2 separate regions of the Homo sapiens genome follow, and region 1 is linked to region 2. Evidence: chromatin contacts called from ENCODE Hi-C or POLR2A ChIA-PET data. All regions are on one chromosome and are shown on one strand. The core of a region is the stretch at or near the end of the contact, and the rest is flanking DNA. Distances in the headings are between cores, read along the strand shown. Region 1 holds the start of EXD2 (exonuclease 3'-5' domain containing 2). Region 2 holds the start of PLEKHD1 (pleckstrin homology and coiled-coil domain containing D1).

Evidence for each region. A loop is a pair of places that touch in the nucleus more often than their neighbours do. ChIA-PET counts read pairs that join two places held with the same protein, here RNA polymerase II (POLR2A). Pooled maps may share reads with other maps.
Region 1: a loop to region 2 is called in a pooled map, with 2.4 times the contacts of the local background. The contact joins the promoter of EXD2 here to the promoter of PLEKHD1 in region 2. A Hi-C loop is called at or near these places in 2 of 50 pooled maps. POLR2A ChIA-PET finds 5 or more read pairs at or near these places in 2 of 52 experiments (OCI-LY7 and Panc1).

The regions. Positions count from the first base shown.
Region 1 is chr14:69,189,705-69,196,574 of GRCh38, reverse strand. It overlaps EXD2 (exonuclease 3'-5' domain containing 2), which reads right to left and starts at 5,077. Exons shown (of 10, transcript NM_001193360.2): 1 at 4,984-5,077. GALNT16-AS1 (GALNT16 and EXD2 antisense RNA 1) reads left to right here. Exons shown (of 4, transcript NR_184249.1): 3 at 374-535. RefSeq lists a silencer at 4,667-4,856.
Region 2 is chr14:69,482,808-69,489,975 of GRCh38, reverse strand. It overlaps PLEKHD1 (pleckstrin homology and coiled-coil domain containing D1), which reads right to left and starts at 5,248. Exons shown (of 13, transcript NM_001161498.2): 1 at 4,862-5,248. The coding sequence starts at 5,010.

The DNA.
Region 1 (6,870 bases), core at 3,828-6,327, 290 kb after region 2:
GGAATGTCAAATGGTACAGCTGCTCTGGAACACAGTCTGGCAGTTATATAACCTAGCAATGCCACTGGCAGGTATATACCCAAGGGAAATGAAAACACATGTCCGTACTAAAGTTCATAGCTATTCATAATAGCCCAAAAGTGGAAACAACTCAAATGTCAATTAGTTGATGAACAGATAAATAAAATGTAGCATATCCGTATGTTATGAGTTGAATCGTATTCCCCAAAAAGATATGTTGAAGGTCTAACCCCCAGGACCTGTGAATGTGACCTTATTTGAAAATAGGGTCTTCGCAGATGTAATCAAGTTAACATGAGGTCATACTGAAGTAGGGTGCGCCCTTAATCAACTATGACTTGTGTCCTTACAGGAGGAGGAGAAGAAACAGGCTTACGCTGAGCGAATCCAATGTGCAGACAGACACACAGGGAAGGTGACCATTTGAAGACGGAGGCAGAAACTGAAGTTGTGCAACTGCAAACCAAGAAATGCCATGGATTGCCAACAACCACCAGGAACTAGAAGAGGCAAGGTAGGATTCTCCCCTAGAGCCTTCAGGAAGAGCACAACCCTGCTGACACCTTAATTTTGAACTTCTAGCTTCCTTAACTGCGAGAGAATAAACCTCTGTTGTTTTAAGTCAGCAGTTTGTGTTACTTTGACCACAGCCCTACAAAATAAATATACCACAGGATGAAATTTCATTCAGTAATAAAAAGAATGAAGTACTGAAACATGCTATAGCATGGAAGAATCTTCAGTACATTATCCTAAGTTAAAGCAGTCAGTCACAAAAGACTACACATTGTATGATTCCTTTTACACAAAACACCCAGATCTCGAAAGACAGAAATATTAGTGGTTGCCTAGGGCTGGGGTCTCAGGGGAGTCAGGGATAGGGACTGACTTCTAATTGGTATGGGTTTCTTTTTGGGGTGATAAAAATGTTCTAAAATTAGACTACGGTGATGTTTGCACGACTCTATGAATATACTAAAATCATTAAATTGTACACTTTGAAGAATTGTATGGTGTGTGAATTACTTCTCAATAAAGCCATTAAAAAATGATTTGGAGCTGCGTGTGGTGGTTCACACCTGTAATCCCAGCATTTTGGAAGGCCAAGGCGGGTGAGTCACTTGAACCCAGGAGTTCAAGACCAGCCTGCGCAGCATGGTGAAACTTCATCTCTATAAACAATACAAAAATTAGCCAGTGTGGTGGTACACACCTGTAGTCCCAGCTACTTGGGGGGCTGAGGCAGGAGGATCACTCGAGCCCAGGAGGTCAAGGCTGCCACTGCACTCCAGCTGAGTGACAGAGTGAGACCTCATCTCTCTTTTTTTTTTTTTTTTGAGACAGAGTCTCGCTCTGTTACTCAGGCTGGAGTGCAGTGGTGCAATTTCAGCTCACTGCAACCTCTGCCTTCTGGGTTCAAGTGATTTTCCTGCCTCAGCCTCCTGAGTAGCTGGGATTACAGGCGCACACCATCACGCCCGGCTAATTTTTGTATTTTTAGTAGAGACTGGGTTTCACCATGTTGGTCAGGCTGGTCTCAAACTCTTGACCTGGTGATCCGCCCGTCTCAACCACCCAAAGTGCTGGGATTACAGGCGTAAGCCACCGCGCCCGGCTCCCATCTCTTAAAAGAAAAAAATAATTGACAAGTTGACTGTAAAATTAATCTGGAAAAGAAACTAATAATAACCAAAAATATTGTTTTTTAAATGAGAGTACATGAGCTGATATAGTATATGACTTCCAATAAAATAATAATCATGATGGAGTATTTACCCTATTAATGTCAACATATAACATATAGTTTAATATAGGATGTTGTGGTATTGGTCCAGCAAAATAGAAAAGTATGCCATAGAACAGAAGACAGTCTAGAAACAGATCCTGTATGATAAATGAGCACATGAGGCCAGGCGAGGTGGCTCATGTCCATAATTCCAGAACTTTGGGAGGCTGATGGGGGAGAATCTCCTGAGGCCAGGAGTTTGAGACCAGCCTGAACAACATAGCAAAAACTCATCTCTATCTCTACAAATAAAAATTAAAAAGAAAAAAAAGAAATTAGTACATGGTAAGTGTGGCATTTCGGATTAATGGTTCAAGAATGGACTGACTAGGCCGGGCGCGGTGGCTCACACCTGTAATCCCAGCACTTTGGGAGGCCGAGGCAGGTGGATCACGAGGTCAGGAGATCGAGACCATCCTAGCAAACACGGTGAAACCCCATCTCTACTAAAAATACAAAAAATTAGCCAAGCGAGGTGGTGGGCGCCTGTAGTCCCAGCTACTTGGGAGGCTGAGGCAGGAGAATGGCATGAACTCGGGAGGCAGAGGTTGCAGTGAGCTGAGATCGCGCCACTGCACTCCAGCCTGGGCGACACAGCGAGACTCTGACTCAAAAAAAAAAAAAAGAATGGACTGACTGTTCGAGGTGACAGTATTTGGAAAACAACAATCACACACACACAATTCCAGAGGAATTAAAGAAAAAAAACTATTCCCACAAGAAGAACTTCAAGGAGAAAACAGAGCTTTAGGAGAAAACCCTCCTCTCTCTAAAAGTAGAGAAGGATTTTTCAACTTCAGCACAACTGACATTTTTGGCTGGTGAAATTCTTTGTTGTGGGAAGCTTTCCCGTGCGCTGTAGGATGTTTAGCAGCACCCTCGCTTTTACTCACTAGATAACCAATAGCAGCACCATCCTAGTGGAACAAACAAAAAATGTTTACAGACATTGCCAAATAACCCCGAGAGCAAAAATCTCTGCCATTTAAGAACCACTCGGATTGGGAATGATAGCCACAAAATACAAACACACACATAACAGACTGATAAATTAAAACCTAAAATTTTAAACTTTGTTTCAACAAAGATGCCATATAGTTAAAAGACAAGCAACAACTTAAAAAAGCAATAAGCAGGGAGTAAATATTATAAACACATATGAATAACAAAAGATCAAAATCCAGAACATATAAAATACTATTATAAATCAATAAGGAAAAGACAATCCAATAGAAAGAGATGTTTCTCAAAAGAGGAAATACAAATGGCTGACAATCATGAAGATGTTCAATCTCAATAGTAATCAGGGGAATGCAAATTAAAACAGCAAAGAGAAATCACTTTTCCATCCATCAGATTGGCAAAAACAAAAAAGATCGATACCATTAAATGATCAAAAGAGCATGGTGGGCCAGACACGGTGGCTCACGCCTGTAATCCCATCACTTCGGGAGGCCAAGGCAGGCGGATCACTCGAGTTTAGGAGTTTGAGACCAGCCTGGCAAATACGGTGAAACCCCGTCTCTACTAAAAATACAAAAATTAGCCAGGCGTGGTAGCGGGTGCCTGTAATACCAGCTACTCGGGAGGCTGAGGCAGGAGAATCGCTTGAACCTGGGAGGCAGAGGCTGCAGTGAGCTGAGATCACGCCACTGCACTCCAACCTGGGCAACAGAGCAAGACTCTGTCTCAAAAAAAAAAAAAAAAGAGAGAGAGAATGGAGGAAATTATTATCCACCGTGGGTGGCAGTTTGGCATTCCTAAATCCCCATACTCTCCCACCCAGCAATTCCACCTGCAGGTACCCATCCTTGAGAAATGCTCTCACATGGGCTCTCACAGAGGTGTGTGGGAAGGATGTTCTCCGCCATACTGTGTCTAACAATGAAAAACTGGAAACAATCTATGGAATCTTACATAACCATGGAATTTACAGAGCAAGTAGAAAGAATAGGTAGATCTCTAGGTACTGACAAAGAAAAAATTCCAAGACCCGTTTTTAAGCATAAAACGTCAAGTTGTGTAATGCATAAAACATGCATATTTGTAAAAGTTTAAAGCGAAATCTTACAAACATATATCTTATACGTACACATACTTGTCAAATAAATGCAAAGAAAAATACACACAAACTGACAACAGTTCTTATTTTGTGGGAAAGGGACTGGTAAAGAAGGTGGAGATGGAAAAAAACAAAATCAAAGAGGATCTGTCTTCCACACTCCCCACCCTCACCACCAAGAACATCAAGCTAAGAAAGATCTGTGTTTAAAATTTTTACATAATTTTGTTACAAGGCTTTATGCACGGACTATAACTAGAATATTTTAAAAATACATTTTTAAAACAAGCTCAACTTGACCAAATTTAATCCATCTTCCCCGCTGCGCCCCAACCCGCACTTCCTAATTCCTATGATTAACAAAACCTTTCAATTCCTTCTATCCTTGGAACAGAACTAAGAAAATAAAGTATAATTTCAATTTTGTGTTTTTGAGGAGAGGGTATATAAAGGAGTTTGAATGTTGGAATCATATCAAAAGCTTATCGGGGGATTGGTTTGTTTGTATTTTAAGGAGCAGATGTCAATTTTGTAATAAATAATGATTAAGGTTCTTAGTTTTGATCCATCCCAGGGATGTGAAAAGCCAAAGAGGTGGCTCCCGGCAAGGCCCAGAGCAGGGTGTGGTCTGGGAGGACAGGGATGGTAGCGAGGGTGGCGGCTCACACGAATCCAGGAGAGAAAACAGCAGCTGTTGCCGCGTCGAACCCGCAGCGCCCGAGGAGCTACCAGGTGCCGCGGGCGGGGCCTCCTTTTTAGCTGACTGGGACACGCAGCCTCGAAGGTCTGGTAGAGTCTCCCAGGGAGAGGGTAAGGGGGTCGAAAGGAGAGGCCCAAGGAGGGCGTGGGAGGCCGCGGGCAGGGGTGAGGCCCTCCTTGCGCACCTGGGTGCTGAACCGCCCCGCCGTGTGCGACGGGGGCGAGGGGGTCACGCCGAGGGGCGGGGAGAGGGGCAGGGCCAACTCGCTCCGGGACAGCGGGGGCCCCGCAATGTCACCCCCGTACACGGTAATATCCCCCCGCTCCACGACCCCTCTTAGTCTGCACTGGAAGCACCCCCTGCCCCGCGCACAATCCTGGTGCAAGGCTTCGCCGGCTTCTGAGCCTCACTTACCTGCTGTCTCGGACTGGGCCGCACACCTGCAGCGGGCTCACGTTAAAGACCTGGAACCTGTGCGGCCGCCTGCGCGCACCCACCCGGATTCACTAGGGCCGTAACCACTTCCGTTCCTGCGACAGGCCTGGAGGACGTAATCCCAGCTGGCGTGTGGGAACGGGCAACGCCATTTTGTACGGAAGCTACTGGGGCAGGTGATGCCTACCCAGTCTCTCTCCTCTGTTGAACAAAGGATCTGTTAAAATTGGAAGGGCTTAACGTCTTCTTCAGAAAAGTGACGCATTTGTTACTGGGATGGTATGTTTGTGTTTTGGTTTTGGCTTTGAAGGGAGAAACCTCCAGAACTCTCACAAATGTAATATGGGACATCGAATTTTCCTTCTTTAGTATCCTGCGTACTGTTTTTCTGCTAAACGATAACAGTAAATAGAAGGAAAGACACTGTATTTAAATAATGTAGTCTTCATTAGCAGTGCACATTATCCTATAGCCACTATAATAATTTTATGTACCCTCCTTTTTTTTTTTTTTTTTTTTTTTTGTAGATACTGTCTCCCTACATTGCCTAGGCTGGTCTCGAACTCCTGGGCTCAAGCGAACCTCACAACTCGGCCTCCCAAAGTGCTGGGATTACAGGCGTGAATGCCCAACCTATGCCATCTTTTATAGCGATAACCACAATACTTTTTGTTTATATATTAAATCGTTCATCCAATCAGTCTTTATTAGCAATTATATGTGAGGCAGTTAATCTGTGCTACATGCATGCTTTTCCTTTCTCATGGAATGTGTAAAACAGAAGGAGAAATGAGATGTGCATAAATAACCAATATAAGGTATAATAATAGCTACCATTTGTTGACTTTGTGCTCACCTGTTGCTAGGAACTTTGCAAAGCATTTTACTTATTTTTTCTCCTTTAATCCCCATAACAACCCTGTGAGGCAGTACTATTATTAGTGCCGTTTTACATAAAATAGAAAAAGGTTAAATAACTTCCTCAAGGTAATTCAGCAAGTAAGCACCGGAGTTAGGAATCAAACCTCATATTTCTGATTGCAGAGCATGTGGCCCCATCCTTTATACTATATTGCCTTCAATACAGGGGCAAATGTTTTAAATTCCATTGAATGAGTACCCATGGGGGAAATTTCCAGCTATTATAGAGGATTAACTCCCTGAATTTTTATCTGCTCCATCTTGAAACACTTAAAAAACAAAGGATAAAGAGGAAATGCAAATTAAAACCACAATGAGATATAGCTAAATGAAAAAGAAAATGTCAAGTATTGGCAAGATTGTGGAGCAACCACAACTCTCATATGCTCCTGAAGGGAACATAAATTGATGCAATCACTTTGTTTAACTGTTTGGCGGTATCAACTGAATCTGAATATGTGAAAAGACTTTGTTCCAACAATTTCACCCCTAGCTGGGGCACAGTGGCTCAACGTGTCATCCCAGCACTTTAGGGATTTTCACTGTGTTGCCCAGGCTGGTCTTGAACTCCTGGCCTCAAGCGATCCTCCCACCTCGGCCTCCCAAAGTGCTGGGCATCATGGTGTGCACCTGTAGTCCCAGCTACTCCAGAAGCTTAGGCAGGAGGACGTCTTGATCCCTGGAGTTTGAGGCTGCAGTGAGTTGTGATCACACCACTGCAGTCCAGCATAGGTGACAGAGCTAGACCCTGTCTCGAAAACAAAAACAACAAAAAACAATTTTACTCCTAGTTATATATATGCAACTGAAATGTCTGCATGTATTCACCAAAAGGACATGTACAAAAAAAAGCTCATACCCATACTTTCAACAGCCCCAAACGGGAAACTACCCAAATATCCCTGCTATTAGAAGTCACTGTATATAATGATTAATCTTAGGGTA
Region 2 (7,168 bases), core at 3,999-6,498:
AGAATTCCTTGAACCTGGGAGGCAGAGGTTGCAGTGAGCCAAGATCACGACACTGTACTCCAGCCTTGGTGACAGAAGGAGACTCTCTCTCAAACAAACAAACAAACAAACAAACAAAAAATATATATAACAGTGCAGAGGTATTGCTTGAAGTGGGTGGGGAGTCTTGGAGCTGTACCCCTGTTCCCCATTCCCTTGTGGTAGACTCAAGGCACCTCTGGGGTCATTTGTGGCACACAGTTTGACCCATCCCATTCCCACTCTATAGATGAGACACTGCTGGCCAGTGGGGTGAAATGCCACAGCCTGGATCATGCAGCTGGTTACTGGCAGAGCTGGGGCTGGAACTTGGAGCACCTGCCTCTAAGCTTAGATTCACTTTCTTTTTTTTTCCTTTTTTTTTTTTTTTTTTTTTTTGAGATGGAGTATCACTCTGTCCCTCAGGCTGGAGTGCAGTGGCTCAATCTCTGCTCATTGCAACCTCCACCTCCTAGGTTCGAGCGATTCTCCTGCCTCAACCTCCTGAGTAGCTGGGATTACAGGCACCCACCACCATGCCTGGCTAATCTTTGTATTTTTAGTAGAGACAGGGTTTTGCCATGTTGGCCAGGCTGGTCTCCAACTCCTGACCTCAAGTGATCCACCCACCTTGGACTCCCAAAGTGCTGGAATTACCAGCCACCACACCCGGCCTTAGATTCACTTTCTACCATACCCACAGCTGCTCTCAGAAGCAATTACTTTGTTATTTTTAAGTCTTGGGTACAAGGAAGCTGAACTCTCTGCAAGCTGGAGGTCTGACCCATACACAGGTGAGACTCATTTTCAAATAGGACATCAACAGCCATGGAGGGCAGCTCCTCAGGGAGTGGGTGAGAAAGAAATGCCACCTGTTTGCACAATTAACTCACTTAACTTTGGCAGACCTGGTCTGGGTAAATAATCATACGACCCCAGTGACCTGATGTGTATCATTTCATTTATGGCTGGGTGATCCAGAGAGTGTGCCCATCTCCCTAACCCAAGGATTCACTGTAACCTGGATGCTACCAGCACAGAAAGGGAAGAGGGTGATGGGTAGAGGAATCTGAGGAGACTCAGAAAAGGCACCTTCCCCCTGCCTCTGTGCCTCAGTTTCCTATCGTGAGCTTGGGAGAACAGCTCTGGAACAAGGAGCCAGAGAGTGAAAAACACTATGAAATCTTCAGAATAAAGTAATTTGGTCACTTTTTTTTCTGGAGGCAGAGACACTGTTCCCCAAGTCCTTCTTCTTTATCAATGCTGAAAGAGCTCCTCTGCTCTGTCCCCTCCCCAACTTCCCACACACATTAGCAGAAGATCCCTGCCCCTCAACTGCCACCTGGTCACTGTTCCCCACACCCTATGTTGCCACTCTGGTAGAAGTTTGAAGAATAGAAGTTTATTTTTTAAAGGGGGTCCTTCAGGCACCCTCCACAGAGGAAATGTTACAATTCTGCTTGTGGGATACCTCACACAGCCAGCTGAGGGAAATGCCAGGGGTGCCAGAAAGTGAGACCAAACCCCAGGGTCACCAGGGTGAGGCTGAGCCTAGTGCCGTGAAGCTGACATGATAGGCTCTTCTCTCTGCTCTGGGAAAGCTCGGCATTGGTGTCACCTCTGGGAAGCAGTGCTGAGCACCAAAGTCAAAACCCTGGGCTCCAAATCCCTGTGGGAAGAAAGTCTCCTCTAGTCTTTTTGGCATGGTGACCCTCATCTGCACAGATAATCTTTACACACTGTACAGGTTGTGGCCTGAGATTTAGGACACATGGCCACTGTCTCCATGGCTCCACTGGCACCAGGTGGACACAATGAATCTTAGCTCCCTAAGTCAGGGACCCACCGATGCTCTGCAAGAGTAAACTGCGGAGCTCGGTTCAGGCCCTACTGGCTACCCTGCCCCTGGGGAGGAGAAGGGGTGAGGAGGATTATAGATGCTCCTGTTGCAGGAAGGAAGTGGGTGGGTCCTCCTCCTTAGGGGTTCCGGCCTTGGGAAGTGTTCAGCAGGGATTTGGGAGGTGGAATAGAATGCTGGAAAAAGCATTCAATCTCAGGAAAGAATTAGTCTAGGCCAAGCCCTCACAGCATGACACTGGCTGAGGCTGAGATTTCCCACCCCCTTCCTCTTTGTCCTGGCACTGCCCAGGTCTTTGCACTTCCATCTCCACTCACAGACCAAGATGAGGACACAGTCAACAGCCTTCCCTTCTAGACATCTCTCCCAGATTATCTGATCTCTGCTAATTAATGCTTTTGATTCCCTTCCCCTTTTGTTGCCCCCAGGAAATAAGTTGACCCTTCAGCTCAAGGGCACCTTCCCACCCCAGGCAGGCAGGGCTGCTTGGGCGGTGGAAGCTGGAGGCACAGGTCCTAAGACAGACCCTGAGTGGAAAAGGTTTTATAGAACCCAGCTGGCCACAGCCAGTTCTCTCCAGCTTATTCTTTACTAATGCAGTGCTGAGACTTTTCAGGCCCCCTCCCCTTAACTGCTCCAGCCAGGGCATTGATCGCCCTAATGGCAAGGCTCTGCGGTGGCGGCCCTCAGCTGCTCTGTCCCCAAGTCTTCCTGTGGCTGCTAATTAGCTGAGCCCACAGACTCTACTTTACAAATGGGAAGCTGGGGCCCAGGGGGCCCTGATGGGAAGTGAGAGGGGGCTGAGCTGAGCATCTTTCTCCCCCACACCCAGGCCCTCTCTGGCTGGCTCTGTCACTGACCCAAGACTAAATAGCGTGTGTGTGTGTGTGTGTGTGTGTGTGTGTGTGTGTGTGTGTTGTGTATTCCCAGAACTGAGAACACAGAGGCCTAGAATGGGCAGGTGGGATGTTAGTTCTTTCTTGAGCCCCAGGTAGTCTTTGCACAGTGGCAGCTCTGAAATTCCTACAAAGGAAGGGAACCCAGGTAACAATCTCCTTGGAAGGAGGCTAAAGGACTTGACTTTTAGCTGTATTAGCAGAGCATACATACTGCTCAGACTCTGATTGCATCGTTTCGGGTGGCTTTGGGGGCCACGGTAGTGGATGGAGGAGAAGATGGAGTCTCTGGGTGGGGGACACTAAACCTCTCCAAGCCTCCTTGGCACTACCATTGTGCTTTTAGCTGGGGGCCTATGCCCTGTACTCCTGACACTTCCTAGCCCTGGAATCAACTGTAGGTGCAGAGACCAGTTTCCCAATGTACCTGCAGTGGTGAAGGGGAGGACCAGGGGACATACCCTGGGGGTCACAAGCACCTAGCATTTTCTAGGGATGCTGTCAGGTGAAAATGTCTGGCAAGAGAAGTCTTGGTTGACAGGACCCAGAACAGCAGCCAGACCCAATAGAAAAGAAAGATTAACTATCTGGAGCTGCTGAGGCAGAAGAAAGATGGGTGGTGGGGGGAGATATTCTGCTAATTGTGCTTGAATCTACACACAGCCTTTCCACCCCAGCTCTCCTGGCCCTGGGGGCTGTAGCTCACATAGCACAATACTGGAAGCTCCCCAAATACACTCCATGTTGCTCCAAGCCTTCATTTAGGGGGTCAGAGATAAGCTGAACTTTGGAGGAACTCAAGAAGCCTGTATCCCATTAAATCCCAGAGAGAAACCTGTCAGAAGCAACAAAACAACATGAAACCAGAGATATAAAATGTGAGCTACTGTCCACAGCTCCATTTGTTCTGCGGTCTTATAGAAACATTAAATTATTCATCAGAACAGAACATCAGCACCCACCACTACCACATCCACATGATCTGTGGTCCTGGGAACATTGGAGGCCCCCTCTGCTCAGGGGCAGACTCATAGAGTGTGGGATGGGGAAGGGGCATCTGGATACCCCTGGTTTCCTGGAAGGGTCACACCTCCGCGGAAGGGCTGGACAGGGTCTGCATTCTCCAGGCCATACCAGTAGTGAATCTCAGAACTGAAATTGACTGGAGAGTGGAAACTGTCCAGAAAATGGCCCACAGCACCTGCAGCCAGTTGGGAGCTTCCTGCAAGTCCAGGGCTGTGAACTCCCTCTTCCCTCAATACCTCCCAGGCTAATTTGTAAGTGGAGAGTGGCTACCGATGTCCGCGGAGTCGCGTCTGAGTTGGGGACCAGGCAGCTGGGGCTGAAGGATGGTTGGGACTACCCTGTCTCTCTCCACCACCCCTTTCAGAGGATCAATCCTTGGCAGAACCAATCTATCCCCTCCTTCACTCCAGCTGCCTCCCTCCTTTCCAGCTCCTCCGTCTGAAGCACTAGAATCTCTCTTCCCTGTGCTCACTTTTAAAAAAATTATTTCAAGGGACAGTTGGAGGGGTTGCCAAGGTCACTTCCCCATGGACAAGCACCCTTCCTGGCCCTTCCTCCCTCCTTAGCCTGAGCCTTTCAGAAGGGCCAGGTCCCTCTCCGTCTTAAGGGTGGGTGGTTGGCGGGAGGGAGACACTCAGGCCCGGTCCTCGCGGCCTGGGTCAGGGGTTGTGAAGACGATGGAATTGACAGTGGGGGTCCCGGGGTTGGGGGCATCTTTGGCTAGAGATGGAGTTTCTGCCTCCCCTCAGTCTGGCCTGATCTGACCTAGCTGGGATCCCACCCCGACCACGGTCTCTTCTGCCCACACCCAACATTCCCACTCGAGGGTCAGGTTCATTCCATAGAGAATTTGCCACCGCCCCAGGGCAGGGGCCCCATCTCCATTCTCCCGGCCCAGACTATGGTCCACATTTTCCTGCGGGAGCCAGTGTAGAGTGAAAAGGGGTGACGCCAAGGTCACACAGGAAAGCAGAGGCACGACGGCGACTGGAGGGGGTGGGAGGGGTAACGACGCCCAGGCTCTCTCCCCGGCGGTCTCCTTGGGGCGCGGGGGCGCACTCACCGCCGGGACCACTTGGCCGACGGCCTGCCGAAAGGCCTCTTCCACAGCACGCCGTAGAGCTGCACTTTGGTGCTGATATCCAGGGCGTCCGAGTCAGCCTGCTCCAGGGACGGCGAGGGCGACACCGAGTTGGACTTGGACGTGAACATCCTGCCTCAGCGGGGCTGTGCCCGGCCCGGACCCCACCTCCCCGGGGTCAGCAGGGACTCGGGGCGAGAGGCGAGGGCGGAGCCGTCGGAGAGCGTCCCAGCGAGCAGAGAAGCAGAGCGGCCCGGCCCGGAGCTGCAGCATCAAAGCGCGCTGGGCACTGGACGCGGCACCAAGGGGGCGCAGGGCGCGTAGCCGGCGGCTTGGGCTCCGGATTGCAGAGGGCCGGGCGGGAACTCCGCGGGGAGGGTGGCTCAGCCTCGGGCCGGCAGCATCTCCTCCCCTCCCGCCCTAGCCACCCACCCCCCCGGCGACAGCCCCAATTCTGGTGGCCCCGATTGGCTGGGAGTGGCAGGTGAGCCGGCGGGAGGCCGGCCTCGGGCGCCAATCAGGGCGGGCGCCGGCTGGAGGGCCGGGCTCCGTGCGTCCAGAAGGTCCCTGCGGGTCGCAGGGCCCGGGGACTTGGCCGCAGCGCGTCCCCGTCCCCGCCCCGCGCGCCCAACACCACCCCGGGGTCCCTCTCGGCGAGCAGCGCCGACATCGAGACGAGGGCCACGTCCGCTTTGCAATGGGGTTGGAGGCACTCCTGCAGACACCTGCTCGCCTCGGGGTGGAGGAGAGGACGGAGCTAGGGCGTAGGGTCACACACTCCGGCCTGGAATTCCACCGCAATTCCTACCGCTCCGTGAACTGCGGCGGTCTGGCTTTTCTCCCCAGTGAAGTGGCGATGCCTGATGCCCCGGGCAGGCGGGTGGCCAGGTAGGACTTCAGGAAGTGCCCAAAGTGCCCGCATGGGGAGGGGCTCCATCAAGATTGGGTTCCCCCCAACCCTTCCCCCTCAGGTGGGTTTCACTGTGCTCCGCCGCCGCCGCCTAGCGCGCATCGGATCGGATTTCTCTTCCTGGAACCTGACCGTGTCTGTGTCGGCATTTGGCACTCAACGCCAGTCTGGAGCTATCCGTGCAGTGTGTGTCCGTGATTTATCTGCGCGCCTGGCCCGCGCTCCCTGGGACCAGCTGTTCCATCCGCTTCCGCTCCTTTCGGAGTTGGCGTTTGGGGTGACCGGCTCATTTTCAGGCCAGGGAGATGCCGGCCGGGCCCCAGGGGACCGCCTCCTCCCGGCAGGTGGAAATGCTAGGCTGGCACAGCTGCCTGCCCCGCGCCACCTGCCAGGCGTGGAGACCGCGCAGTGAGCGGCCGCCCGCCAGACCACGCCGCAGTCGCGCTTTTCCAAGATGAGGAGCCAAGGACGCCTCTGGAAGTCGGATTGCAACAGAAGTTTACAAATGGTTAGCCCGAGAGCCAGATCCACATTGCTTTATGAATTTGCCCCAAGTTTTTAAATTGAGGTATACTTCATGGTAAAATGCACACATCTAAGTTATTTCTTTGATGAAGGTATATAAGATGTAACCCCACCCAAAGCAACAGACAGAACATTTCCATCACCTGCAGAAAGTTTCTTCATGCCCCTTTATAGTCAATCAGCCCCCCAACAACAACCACTTGTATCATTCTTACCACCTCTGCACAGTAGACTTAAGTCTTTGAATGTAATGCCTAAAGGCGCATCCCCACAGGCCCCATCATCCCCTATTGTCTGACCTGCCTGGCCCCTCTGCAGGCATTTGGATGTGTGACGCCCACTAGATGTTCCCCAAGGCCATGCTAGATCTCCCCATTTTATGACTCTAGCTAATCATCACCCTGGTACTCTTCCCTTAACCCCCTCTGGGGTTCCCAAGCTCAGACAGCATCCCCTTGTTGCTCACTGTCAAGAAGTGCCCATCTGAATTCCTTGCACTTCTCTCATGGCTCAGGCCCCCATGCAGAACATCTCAGGCCAAGCCTTAACACAGGGCCCGGGGCTTGGCTCCATCAGGTGGGAGGAGGTGGGACTGGGAAGATGATGAGAGCCCGGGGCCAGAGTACAAAGTGGACATTTTCTGTATATTTTTTGTCTATTTCTGACACATGGTCTAATGCTTGGAAATCTTCCCACTTTAGGAGCCCTGCTTTTCTTTTCTTTCTTTTTTCTTTCTTTCTTTTTTTCTTTCTTTCTTTTTTTTTTTTTAGAGAGATGGGGGTCTCATTATGTTGCCCAGGCTGGTCTTGAATTCCTGGCCACAAGTGATCTTCCCACCTCAGCCTCCCAAAATG